Regions from separate parts of the Homo sapiens genome. Here all the other regions are linked to region 3. A link is a contact called in ENCODE Hi-C data. All regions are on one chromosome and are shown on one strand. Each heading gives the region's core, a stretch centred on a gene start or an enhancer-like site at or near the end of the contact. The rest is flanking DNA. Distances are from core to core; before and after follow the strand shown.

What was found. Hi-C counts contacts between places; a loop is a spot of excess contacts on that map. Pooled maps may share reads with other maps.
Region 1: a loop to region 3 is called in a pooled map, with 14 times the contacts of the local background. The contact joins two enhancer-like sites. A Hi-C loop is called at or near these places in 2 of 37 single-sample maps with no recorded cell type and 2 of 50 pooled maps.
Region 2: a loop to region 3 is called in a map with no recorded cell type, with 7 times the contacts of the local background. The contact joins two enhancer-like sites. A Hi-C loop is called at or near these places in 2 of 37 single-sample maps with no recorded cell type and 1 of 50 pooled maps.

Annotation. Positions count from the first base shown.
Region 1 is chr2:29,721,541-29,725,598 of GRCh38, reverse strand. The region is part of intron 1 of ALK (ALK receptor tyrosine kinase); the gene reads left to right. Among named protein-coding and RNA genes, the nearest start is that of ALK, 200 kb to the left of the region's middle. Within about 2 kb of position 2,043, at least 3 of the 41 ENCODE cell types and tissues checked have a DNase peak (open chromatin) inside an H3K27ac peak, as active enhancers do.
Region 2 is chr2:33,209,460-33,213,407 of GRCh38, reverse strand. All of the region lies in intron 7 of LTBP1 (latent transforming growth factor beta binding protein 1), which reads right to left. Among named protein-coding and RNA genes, the nearest start is that of MIR4430, 210 kb to the left of the region's middle. Within about 2 kb of position 2,612, at least 7 of the 41 ENCODE cell types and tissues checked have a DNase peak (open chromatin) inside an H3K27ac peak, as active enhancers do.
Region 3 is chr2:31,256,590-31,260,334 of GRCh38, reverse strand. All of the region lies in intron 3 of EHD3 (EH domain containing 3), which reads right to left. It overlaps LOC124905983 (a long non-coding RNA gene), which reads left to right. Exons shown (of 4, transcript XR_007086270.1): 2 at 2,488-2,679. Among named protein-coding and RNA genes, the nearest start is that of EHD3, 24 kb to the right of the region's middle. RefSeq lists enhancers at 3,166-3,215, 3,301-3,745. Within about 2 kb of position 1,859, at least 2 of the 41 ENCODE cell types and tissues checked have a DNase peak (open chromatin) inside an H3K27ac peak, as active enhancers do.

The sequences.
Region 1 (4,058 bases), core at 794-3,293, 1.5 Mb after region 3:
GTGTGAGTGAAATTAATATGCAATTACAATCCATCGTCATTAACATGTTTGTTGAATGGCCTCAACACCACTATCCTAAGTGGTTAAGGAGGTCAGGGCCCAAGTTCAGGTTTTGTTCTGGCACAACCCGAATCCCAGCTCAACTGCTTTGGTGTCCAGCTCAGGGAAGACAGGGACCTTGAGGAGGAGGGATTTGAGCTGGGCCTTTAAGAAGGGGTAGGATTTAGGAAAGCAGGGGGTGGAGAAGGATGTTCTAGGCAGAGATTAGCTTGGGCATAAGTTTGGAGACTAAGGAGTAATGGGATAGAATGTGAAAGGAAGGATTCTGAATGGGAAATAAGGCTGAAAAGGCAAACAGTGGCCAGAGTGTTTGGGCTCCAGATTTACACGCTTTAGCCATTCTGGAGCAACCTCTTTGTGATTCCTTTTTTTTTTTTTTTTTTTGGTATAGGATAGCCTGAAGGTAACCAAATCCCTAAGGGTAGGCACCATGCTAACAATTTCCTTTATTAATATTCCTCACTGTTGTGCCTTGGGAAGGGGTACATGCTTTCATTGGCTGGCAGAGGTCCTTCACCATTGAGTGAACACAAAAGTTATACATGGGTCCTCTTGGGGAGGCAGGAAATGCATGCTGAAGCTATAACTTTTGACAGTACAAAAGAATATTATGGGAGAGTAATTTTTGCTTCAATATTTGAGCTACTAAGAAAGAGCACAAACTTCTCTGGCAGGATGGGATGGGGCTTAGAGAAAGGTGAGGTGGAGTGGGAGCTGTTTAATTCCATCCAAATTCCGCCCTTGACACTAATAGCTCCCTTCTGAATGAGCCAGCTGGAAGAAAATGTGAAAGCAAACCATAGAGAAACAAATATGTATGAACCAGAGAGGACCTTAGCGAGCAGTGAGTTCAAACCGCTCATTTTCCAGGCCTAGAGAAGGTATGGGGAGGGCTATATGTTTAGGACAAATGGTGCATCTGCAAACTCTCTCCTTTCTCTGAAATCACATCTCTGTTTTTCAGACTAAATTAACAACATCGCCCATCACCGCTAACTCTAGGAGTCATGTAAATTTACTGAGGTTTCTTTTGCTGAACAGGTGCAGGCTCAGCCTAGTGAATACCCAAACCATTTCCCCTGGGCTGCCAGTCCCAAAAACAGGCCTGCCCTGTACTCTCTGAGAGCTGTGCCTGATTTGACATCCAGACCACTATTTATTTGGCCACATTAAGCTTTGCTTTGTGTGACACAAAATCATTGTAAACGAATGCATTATTAAGTGTGTTTTCAAATAACAGGGAAAAAACAAGCAGACTGTCACTGATTGTTTTATTGTTGGAAGGAAAAGAAATAAGTAAAACGTGTACAGGCAAGGTAGGAACTGTTCCAAAGAGCATTTAGAATAGGAGCATTTGTTACATTTTATTGATGTAGGTTTGTAAAACATGCTTGCCAGTGAGCCTGGGGCATTCATGTAAATAACCATCACACATGCATAGCTCTTCATTACTTATACTGACACAAGTATGATATATTTATTATATTATGTTCATTGGCTTAGGAATAAATAGACATGCAGTGAGACATGTAAAAATAAAGATTGGAAATACACAGTGCCAATCGGCTGCAATTTGGGTAGTTGTGATCATGTACATTTGGCAAAGTTAATGATTAACTAGTGAATAATAGCGAAGCAGCTCTCTGGGAGCACTTTTGATTTCTGGACGTTGTAATTATTGACACAAGATGATCTAAATATAGAAAAGAGACCAAGACTCCCACTCATTTTGGATTCTAAAACAGAGATAGGAGCATACAATTTTAAGAATGATATGACTGATACTGAAAGACTGTGTCATGCACACATTATCTCATGTGGCCCTTACAAAACCCTGAGAATTTTTAGAATATGCCCTATTCTTATTCTCGTCATCGTTTTCAGAAAATTGAGGTTTGGCAGAGTGTGTGCTTAGCCTGAAGTTAACAGCTAATAAGTGCCAGAGATAACACCTTCCTCCAGGGCGCTGATTTCATTTATTTGACAAATATTTATTGAGTGCCTGCTGTGTGCCAGGCATGGAGACATAGCAGTGACTAGTGCAGGAGGTACACAATGAATAAACCAATATACAGAACACATATATGTGTAAGAAATAGGGCAAAGGGATGGGAGTGGCTTACAATGAGTTGTCTCTCAGCAGGATGACCAGGGAAATTCTTTCTGGGAAGTTGACCTATGGACAGGGACCTGGACAGAGAGAGGGAGTGGCCATGTACCTCTGAGTAGGAGGAGCTTCCTCGGCTGAGAGAACTGCCAGTGCAAAGGCCCTGGGGTGGGAATGTGCTTGGTGAGTTCGGGGAAGAGCAAGGAGACCTGTGGGACTGAGCTCCAGCAATGAGGGAAAATGGTTGCAAATGAGGTTAGAGACAGAATCAGGAGCCAGATCCTGTGGGGCCTTTAGGGGCTAGGCTATGGCAAGAAATTTGAAAGCTATTTCAGGGGCTGCAGTGTCAATCTAACTGCCACATAGAGAACAGACTGAAGGGGGGCCCTCTTTGAGCTCATAGCAATAATGGAGAGATGCGAGATGGGAAAAGATGAGAAGGGGTAAAATTCAGGTAGAGCCATCAAGATTTGCTGATGAATTGATGTGGGGTGTGAATAAAAGGAAGAAGTTAAGGATTCCTCATTGGTTTTTGGCCCAAGCAACCAGGCGAGTATTGGTAACACTTTCTGAAATGGGGAATACCTGGGGTTTAGGGGAAGGGAGGTTAGGTTTTTGGCTTGCTCATGGTAAGTTTCAGATGCTTATTGGGCAATAAAGTGGAGATTTTGAGCAGGCAGTTGGATGTATATTCTGTGTATTCTGTTGTTCAGGGGAGAGATTGGGCTGAAGACACAAATTTGGTAACAGTAGTATGTGGATGATATTTAGAGCCATGAAACTGGGTAAGATCACTTTGAGAGAGAGTTTAGATGCAGAAAATTCCCAAGTTCTTCAACTTTTAACAACTGTCAAATAATAAAATAAAGATCCCACAGAGTTGTTTTTTATGACAAGCTTACTTACATGTCGGGCAAGGAGAAATTCACTGTATGGTTTTCCAAGTAAGAAAAGTCAGAGTTTTTAAAGTCTTACGAAGAGGGCTACAATGTGGTTCTGGTTATTTGGAGTTGAAAATCGGTTCTTTGAACTAAAGAGAATGAATGAATGCATAGGTTTGTGTGAGCATGGGTAAACAAGTTATCTTCATTGGTCAGCAAAGAGTCTTCAGTTAGGTACAGGAAGGGTCTGGTGTCCCGCACTCACTTGAAATTTATTGATCATCAGCTGGTTAGAACCAGTGGGATAAAATATAATACTCAGCCATGACAGTTCCTAAGCAAGTGCTGCCGGAAAAGGAGACGTTTCCTCCTCTACAGTTTGGAAAATAAGGAAGACCTGGCAAAGAAGAATAAAGAGGATCTTCCCACTGAAGCAGGAGGCAACCAAAGACTATGTGGTGACCAGGATGTGAAAAATCCAAGAAGCAGGGAGTGATTGCAGGGGCAAATGCTGCTGAGTGGTCCAGTGAAACAAAGACCTAGAGTTGTTCAATGTATCTGCAGCCTAGGGTCGTCGGCGACCTTGAGGTGGAGTAGTGAAGACAATCTAGATTTTGTTGGATTTAAGAGAACACGGGAAGAAGAAGGTGGAGACAGGAGCAAAGACAAATCTTTTAATAGATTTAGCTGTAAAGAAGAGCAGAGTAAAGGGACAATGGCTGGAGAAGAGTGTGGCAGTCAAAGAAGCTTTTTCTTTCTTTATAAGATGGTGCATGTTTGTGTGACTGACTTGGTAGAGAGGGAAAATTGTTGATGCAGGACCATTGTAACAGCAGATCCCTTGAGAAGAGACGAGACTAGCACCTAAGTGAAGAGGCTGGCACTGTTTAAGAGAGTAAACTGTTATCCTTTACAACAGAAGAGAAGGCACTGATACATGTAAGTGGGTAGATCACTTCTCTTTTCTCAATAAGCTAAGAAACAAATTCATTCACTGAGAATGTGGAAGC
Region 2 (3,948 bases), core at 1,363-3,862, 2.0 Mb before region 3:
ACGCACAGATTGAGGTGATGTTTTACAAGTTAAAAACACAAATGGAATTCCTCCTTTGTGAATTATTCACTACATTAACATGGAAAGCCTTATCATTTCAGGATGTGTCTTACGAATAAGTAATCCTGGAGAAATGTGCTAAATTTACAACCCAATATTTAGCTAAATCAAATCCAAAACAAAAATCCTATTGGGTCAAACAAGCTACAGTGCCTCAAAAAGCTCACACAACCTTGGGCTGCAGATTAAGGGACACTACAACCCTACACAGCTGTCCCAGGATTCAGCCCATGCATGACCTAGATGAAGCAGTGCAAGCAGAGAAATGAAAGTTCTGGCAACCAGGTCCTGTAAGGATCAACTGAGGAAAGGCGGAACGGTGAGACTACGTGCAGACATGATGGCAGTGTTCAGATACCCTGAGCAAGAGGAAGCCTGTTGCACGATGAAGGTCCAGGTTGAGGATCTCTGATCTAAAACGCTTGGGACTAGAAGTATTTTAGATGTTAGTTATTTTCAGATTTTAGAATATTTGAAAATACCAGTTGAGCATCCCAAATCCAAAAGTACAAAATCTAAATTGTTCCAACGAGCATTTCCTTGGAGTGTTATGTTGGTACTCAAAACATTTTGGATTCTGGAGCATTTTGGATTTCAGATTGTTGGATTTGGGATGCTTAACTTGTATTGGCAGGACTAAAGGCTACAAATCATAGAAAGAGTGGATTCAACCTCATTAAGCAGAAGATCTTTTCAACAGTTAATGCTCCTTAACAGTGGAAGATGCTGACTTCACTAGGAGCTGACCATGGAAACCCATCTCTCAGGGATGCCCAGGATATGAAGCAGATGACCTTTACGATTTCTGCAAGGTCTAAGGTTCTGTGGTCACTACATACTGATAGGTTACATTATCCCATCTAGGAAATACAAGTTACTACACACCACAGCAAAACTCAAGTGTTTCTGCTGCTCTCACATCTATAATAGGACTGCGTCTAGGCAGACGGCCTCCTAACCACCTCCTTTTGTCTTATCTCCTCCTCCCTCATTTCCACATCTCTAGAGTTGCTCATGCTGCCTGGGCCTCTAACTACAGCACTTATACAAATAAGGCAAAAGGAAGAAAAACAAACAAAGCTACTCCCAGCCTTGATTCAGCAGTGCACTGGTCATGATTCCTGGAACACTGAGTGCATGAAAATAACTTTTCAACCCTTCCTATGTGCACATCTGTATGAACACTGTGATGCAGAAGGTAAGGCTGTTCAAGAATCATTACAATTATTCCACAAATATCCATGTTACTACATTTACAACACAAAATTATTATAAGCAATAGTGAAAAAAACCTTTAATTTTGAAGCTAGTCATCAAAAATTACAGATTGCAGGGTAATGTATGTATCTAAATCTTGGCCTGACTGGGAACACATATCTTCAGACTTTAATCTCATTTTTGAGGTAATACTGTAGCACTTCCCTGATATTCAAAGTTGGGCTGTGATCATAGACACTTTTACATCTGCCTATCAATGTGAGAGGAAAGATAGTTCAAAACTTATCTGGTAACCAAGGATTACAATTTTTGTCAATTAAAAACTCCCCACTGGAGTTGCTTCAGAGGCTGAATGATGATTTGAAGAGATTGTGATAGATGGTGGAATATGGTTTCATAAGGTTTTATAAGATTTAATTTTCACGTATTAAAATCGCTGGTACCTATAGTGCCTACAACGTACCCTCATTCCAAGAGTGTTTGCTGCACTGTGCAGAGTCCTGGGGAAGGAGGATCCAGCAGTGGTGGTAAGAAAAGAGTGCTGGACTGGAGTCATTAGACTTGGATTGAAATCCCAGAAACTTCTTACTAGCAGTGAGAAGTTCAGCAAATCATCCAACCTCTCTGAGCCAGTAATCCCAACCCCAAAGGATTGTGAGATTAAATGATGCTTGTCCAATCCCAGATACTGGGACTCCATCAACCCCTGTGTGGGGATTAGAAAAGGGCAGCTGTAGGATGTGACCTGCATCAGGACATGGAGTTGGATGAGCAGAGCATGGGCTGGACTCCAGGCCCCAATCATCCTCCTCAACTGGTGCCTGGTGTGGGTAAAACCTATAACCAGCATTAAAGTACTAGCCATTTGATAAACTCTCAGGACACATTTATTAAAAGTCTTCAGATATTTAACTATTAAAAGGGCCACTCCATAAAGATAGCCACATGTCAGGAACCTACTACTTAATCTTACTATTTAAAACACTAAAAAATGATAAACTGAAATACTCTTATTAATTGTCTTCATTACATGTATATAACTCATTTTATTATGCTATGAAGGACTATTATATAATAAAGTATAAAATATTTTAAGTTTCAGTAGAGAACATCTTTTAGAGCCAAAGGAGAGAACCCAAAACGTTAAAGTGATACAGGTTTCAAAAAATACTTGTAGAGACTGCACTGAGGGAAAACATGAAATAAAACAGAAGTCTGATTCATTGTAACTCTTGCAAGAGTAAGTAGGACTGTGTTTAGGCAAGAACTGAAACAAGGAAGTGACTCAATGGCTCTACTGGGGAGAGAGATTCCAAAGAGATGGAACAGCTCTAGCTAAGCATAACACCAACCACCAGCTGGGAGAAAAGCCAGTGGCAACGGAGGAGGGTAAAGACAGGGGAAGGCAGGTCAATACGAAGGAACAAAGAGTGGGTGTGCAGAGTCAGAGAAGATGTGGAGCTAAACCATGGAGGGTTTTCCAAATTTGAGATTAGATGTACAGTTGGATATAAAAATCAACCAGGAAACAGGGGAAAAGAAGCATCATAGTTCCTTTTCTCAAAGCAAAAAAGTTTATATTGCTTCCAATTAAATAATTAGCATCTTTGAAACAATGGTAAGTACAGAAAGACTGATGAGGATGAAGAGGAGGAAAAGGAGAAAGAGATAATGTTTTTATAAAGGTAAAGTGTTCTATATCTAGTACTTCCCCTGAAATGTAAAAAAGAATTACCAGGACAAAGTATATCATTCACAGGGAGGAAAAGGAAGAAACTATACTGGAGATAAACATAATCAGGAATAACAAGAGGACAAAAATTTGAAATTAGATGATTGGAGGCCCATTGACTGTACTTTTTCTCAAACAAACAGCAGAAAGGAGTTAAGTTCAGCACGAATAATATCTTATCTCAACAAATGCTGTCCAGCCACAGCAAAAAGACTTCTGAACACAAAGCAAACTCCCAGATATCTACTTGCCTTGCAGCATTAGCACATTATGAACAGGAAACAGACTTTTCTGCACAACCACATTCCCCTTGAACTCAGTGAAAAGCAATGTAAGGATGACCCACAACTGGGTAAATGGCAAGAGGGCAGCTTTTGAAAATAGAAAAACATTCACATCTTCACTTTACCAATTACCACCTCCATGACTATAGGCAAAACTCTCAACGTCTCTCTGCCTATTTTGTCTTCTATAAAATGGCACTAGAGACATCCGTTTTTCATGGAGCTCTTGAGTGGACTGAGACAACACATGTGAGACGGACTGTATGTGAGACAGCCATATGGCCAAGCCCCACTGGGCTTGTATTAGATCTCTTCCCCCAGGCTCCTCCTTTAAAAACCTGGGCTTATTTAACAAAAGAGCAATTAATCTAGTAGTTATTCGATATACAATATCCCAGATTCAGCCTACAGATAAGAGATGTATAAAATAAACACGTAAGTTAGATATAGAAATAAAAGAAAAAGATATTCTTAAGACCTTGCTAAAAATATTCAGGTTTTCTCAAAAGTGCTCTGGCTAGTAAAGAAATACTCAGTGAATTAATGCTGTGGAGGGCATGTCATTGTATAGATTTCATTTTAACTCTGCTTAAGAAGCACAACATGGTATCATGGAATTCCAATAATTCAACTTGTAAATATTGACGTTCAAGC
Region 3 (3,745 bases), core at 610-3,109:
AATTTTTTTCGTCTAAAAATACTGTTAAATACTAAAATAATATGAATACCTAGTTAATAGAACTATGAAGATTAAATACTCTTAGAATCCGGCACTTAGTAGGTGCTCAGTAAATGCTAGTTACTTTTTTTTTTGAGACGGAGTCTTGCTCTCTCACCCAGGCTGGAGTGTAGTGGCACTGCCTCTGCTCACTGCAACCTCTGCCTCCTGGGGTCAAGTGATTTTCCTGCCTCAGCCTCCCGAGTAGCTGGGATTACAGGCATGCGCCACCATGCCCGTCTAATTTTTGTGTTTTTAGTAGAGACAGGTTTAACCATGTTAGCCAGGCTGAGTCTTGAACTCCTGACCTCAGGTGATGCGCCTGCCTTGGCCTCCCAAAGTGCTGGGATTATAGGTGTGAGCCACCGCCCCCAGCCAGCCACTGCGCCTGGCCTAGTAACTCTTATTAACGTCATTATTTCCATACCAGCTCCCCTATCCGTGCTTACTGTATTTAGCAGCCCGCTGGAAAAGAAAGTCTGGACACCTAATCTGACACAAAGACCCAGAAATTCTTTCTAAGGTCTGAAAACAATGAAACACTAAAAAGTAGATACTGATGATGGTTCAGACCATGCCTGTCACTGGTCTGGAAGAAATCTGCAATTCTTGTTATAAAAACATCTTGTTCTCACTCAGGCTCTTTCCTTTGTAATCAGCTGCAGCACAAAATTCCCAACTCTTGAAACCACAAGGGGTTTCTTCCTTAGGATGTGACTGGAACTCTGGCCACCCGCATCTTGGTTATCTAGCACTAAGCTGCTTTAGGTCAGACTGGTTACAGGAGCCCCAGAGAAGTTGTTCTGCTCAATCCCAAGTAGCTGTGGATCCAGTAGGAGCTGAAGTAGGAGGGTGGACCAATAGTCTATACATTCACTGACACCCAGAGCCCCAGTAGGTCTTACCTCTGTGTCTCAGGCTCCTCTTACATAAAATAGGAAGACAAGAGATAAGGAAGTGGGGCTCAGAGAAGTCAAGTGATTTGTCGAAGGGCACACAGCCCATGAGCAGCAGCAGTCGCATGAAGATGGAGGTGTTAGGCTTTCCCATTCTGAGTCTGAGCAGGGTTCTCAGCCTCTCCTCCTGCCACTCCCCCGTGGCATACCTCTGGCACCAAGGTAGGAGCCCTTTCTTGGGTACTAAAGTGACCAACCATCCTGGCTCCCCATAGCACAAGGGTTCCAAGGTGACACACACTGGGGACCCAAAGCTCATTGCCACCATCGAATGGGAAACCAAATCATTAGGAAAAAGCCTGCCCTGCCTCACAGAGGGAGGCTAGAGACCAGGCAAGATCATCAGGCAACTGCCTTGTGAGTGAGTCAGACTTAAGAAGCTCTGACTGTCTTTAACAGGGGTCCTGACTTAGCCTCCATCAGAATCCCCCCAGGGCTTCTTAAAACCCAGATGGTTGGACTCTATCCCCAAAGTTTCTGATTCAGTAGGTCTGGCGCAGAGCATTTCTAACAAGCTCCCAGGAGATTCTGATGCTGTTGGTCCAAGGGCCACACTTTGAATACCACTGGCCCATAAAAATAACAATAGCATTCAAAAGGTGTTCAGCACTGACCTAAGTACTTTATAATCATTCATTCCTTTAATCCTCACGATGACTCTGTGTAGGGTCATTAGACACTAATATCAGCCCCACTTCTCTGAGGAGTAACCAGAGATACAAACAGATAAAGGAACTTGTCTAAGGTCACCCAGCTGGTAAGCAATGGGCTGGGACTCAAGTCCAGGAAGGTAGCCCTGGAGTCAGTGCTATGAACCACTGCACCGAGTTGGCTTTCACTTTCAAAGGCTGTCATTTCAGACTAAGTAGCAGGCATCGATGGGGTGGGGGATGAGGATGAATGGAGCCAACGGAGCTAGGTTTAAAAAGCCTTTCCCCCACCCTGTGGCATCTAGTGAACACCCAGTGGGGTACATATTTAGGACGTGTGGAGGCACTGCCACAGGGGGTAGGGGGATGGGATCAGACGGTCGGGAAAACTTGCTGCCCTAAAGCTTCCTGGAGGACCCCTGTAATGTTTCCCTGGTGGCTGTAAGAGAATTCTAACAAACAAAGGAAGGTCAAACCCTCCTTTGGTTACCCGGATGCCAGTACTACTCCATTTTCAGCTCCTCTGTCTTTGGTAAATGAAGTGCTTCCAAGCATTCCCATTGCCATGTGATTTTCTCCAAGATCTGTCAGCTGCTCAATGAATATACAGCTCAACTAACACCTGAGCCTTCTCCCCCTGCTCCTGTGGCGTAGACCTATGAGGCTACGAGGAGCTTAGCCATCAATGGTCCAACTTCCTGATTTACAGATAGGGAAACTGAGGCTCAGGAAGGGGCAGAGCTGGCCCAGTATCTCCAGGTGCCATCCTGAGGATAGTTCCTGATGGGTGCGTCATCGAGGGCCTGGTGTGAACTAGATTTTGCCTTCTCTTTTGAACACAGGTGTCCTGTCTCGGCTCAGAGACAAGGCCCAGGAAAGTGCTTCAGAGGCTGCTCTGCCCAGTGGGCAGGGGCATCATCAACCCTCCCTCGGAGATGTTCACGCAAACTCTAGGAGTTAAGTGACTCAGCCAATACCACCCATGAGACACGACCCCTAGCCTCCAACTCGAAGTTCAGTGCTTGCTGCAGACGGTAAGATGTTCATGTCATTATCTCATGTCACCCTCACGACACGCTCTGAGGCAGGCAGCGCGAGGAGTATCGTTCTCACTTCCAGGGGAGGAAACTGAGGTTCAGAGAGGAGAGAGTCAAACAGTTGGCAAGTCGTGAGGCCAGATGACCCAGCTGTCAGCCATCCAGCCGTTCTGCACCTGGCCGCTCCCTGCCTCCCTCCCTCCCTCCCTGGCACGCAGGCACAGCCAGCTCCTCACTGGAGCCCGGGAAGCCTAAGCATTCCCACTTCAGGTGAAGCCTGCAGCCCGCACTACTCCCCTCCTTCCTACATCCCTCTGTCCATCCTTCCCTTCCCAGGGATGGCTCCAGCCTATTTTTATCTTCCCTTCAGCACAGCGCATGGCAAGGCTGCTGTCACCTCCCAAAGGCAGTCCCTCAGAGCTGTGGGTAGGGAGGGGCCAGAGGGCTAAGAAAATCCCCAACCCCCACCTCTGCAAACAGCTCACAGCAGGAGGGCAGTAGGGACCCTCCACAACTCCCTGCCAGGCCTCTGGCCTTCTGCTGCTCCTTATTCCCCAATCTGGATTTTAGCTGTGCCAGTGCAGGCCACAGGAGGGGCTGCTGGGAGGACCAAGACTGGGCTGCAGCTCCCTCTCACCTGTCCAGCAAATCTCAGCCCCAATATATTGGCTCAATGGCTCAGAACAGGCTAAGGCAGCCAGGGCAGCCAGTGTTGAGTCCTATGCTGACAAGGTAATGGAGGTTTATAGAGGGTGAGAGAAAGGCCCAAGGCCATGCAATGCTGGGGGTCAGAGCCAAGACCTGAACTCCAAACTCAACTCTTGCACTGTAGCCACGCCTCCACCAGGCTGGGGAAAACAAAGACACCAGAGAAGCTGCAGAGAAGGGAAGAGGCTCTGTCCCTGCAACTTGCTGCAATCCCTGATGACACCAGCGATGTAAGAGAAGGCTGTGTCTGCAAAGGCTGAGGGGCAGCAATATGTCCATGCTGCCAGAACAGGATAGACCCCTGCCTATCCCTGTCCCTGCCCTCAGTGGTCTTGTAGCATCATGCACGCTCCTG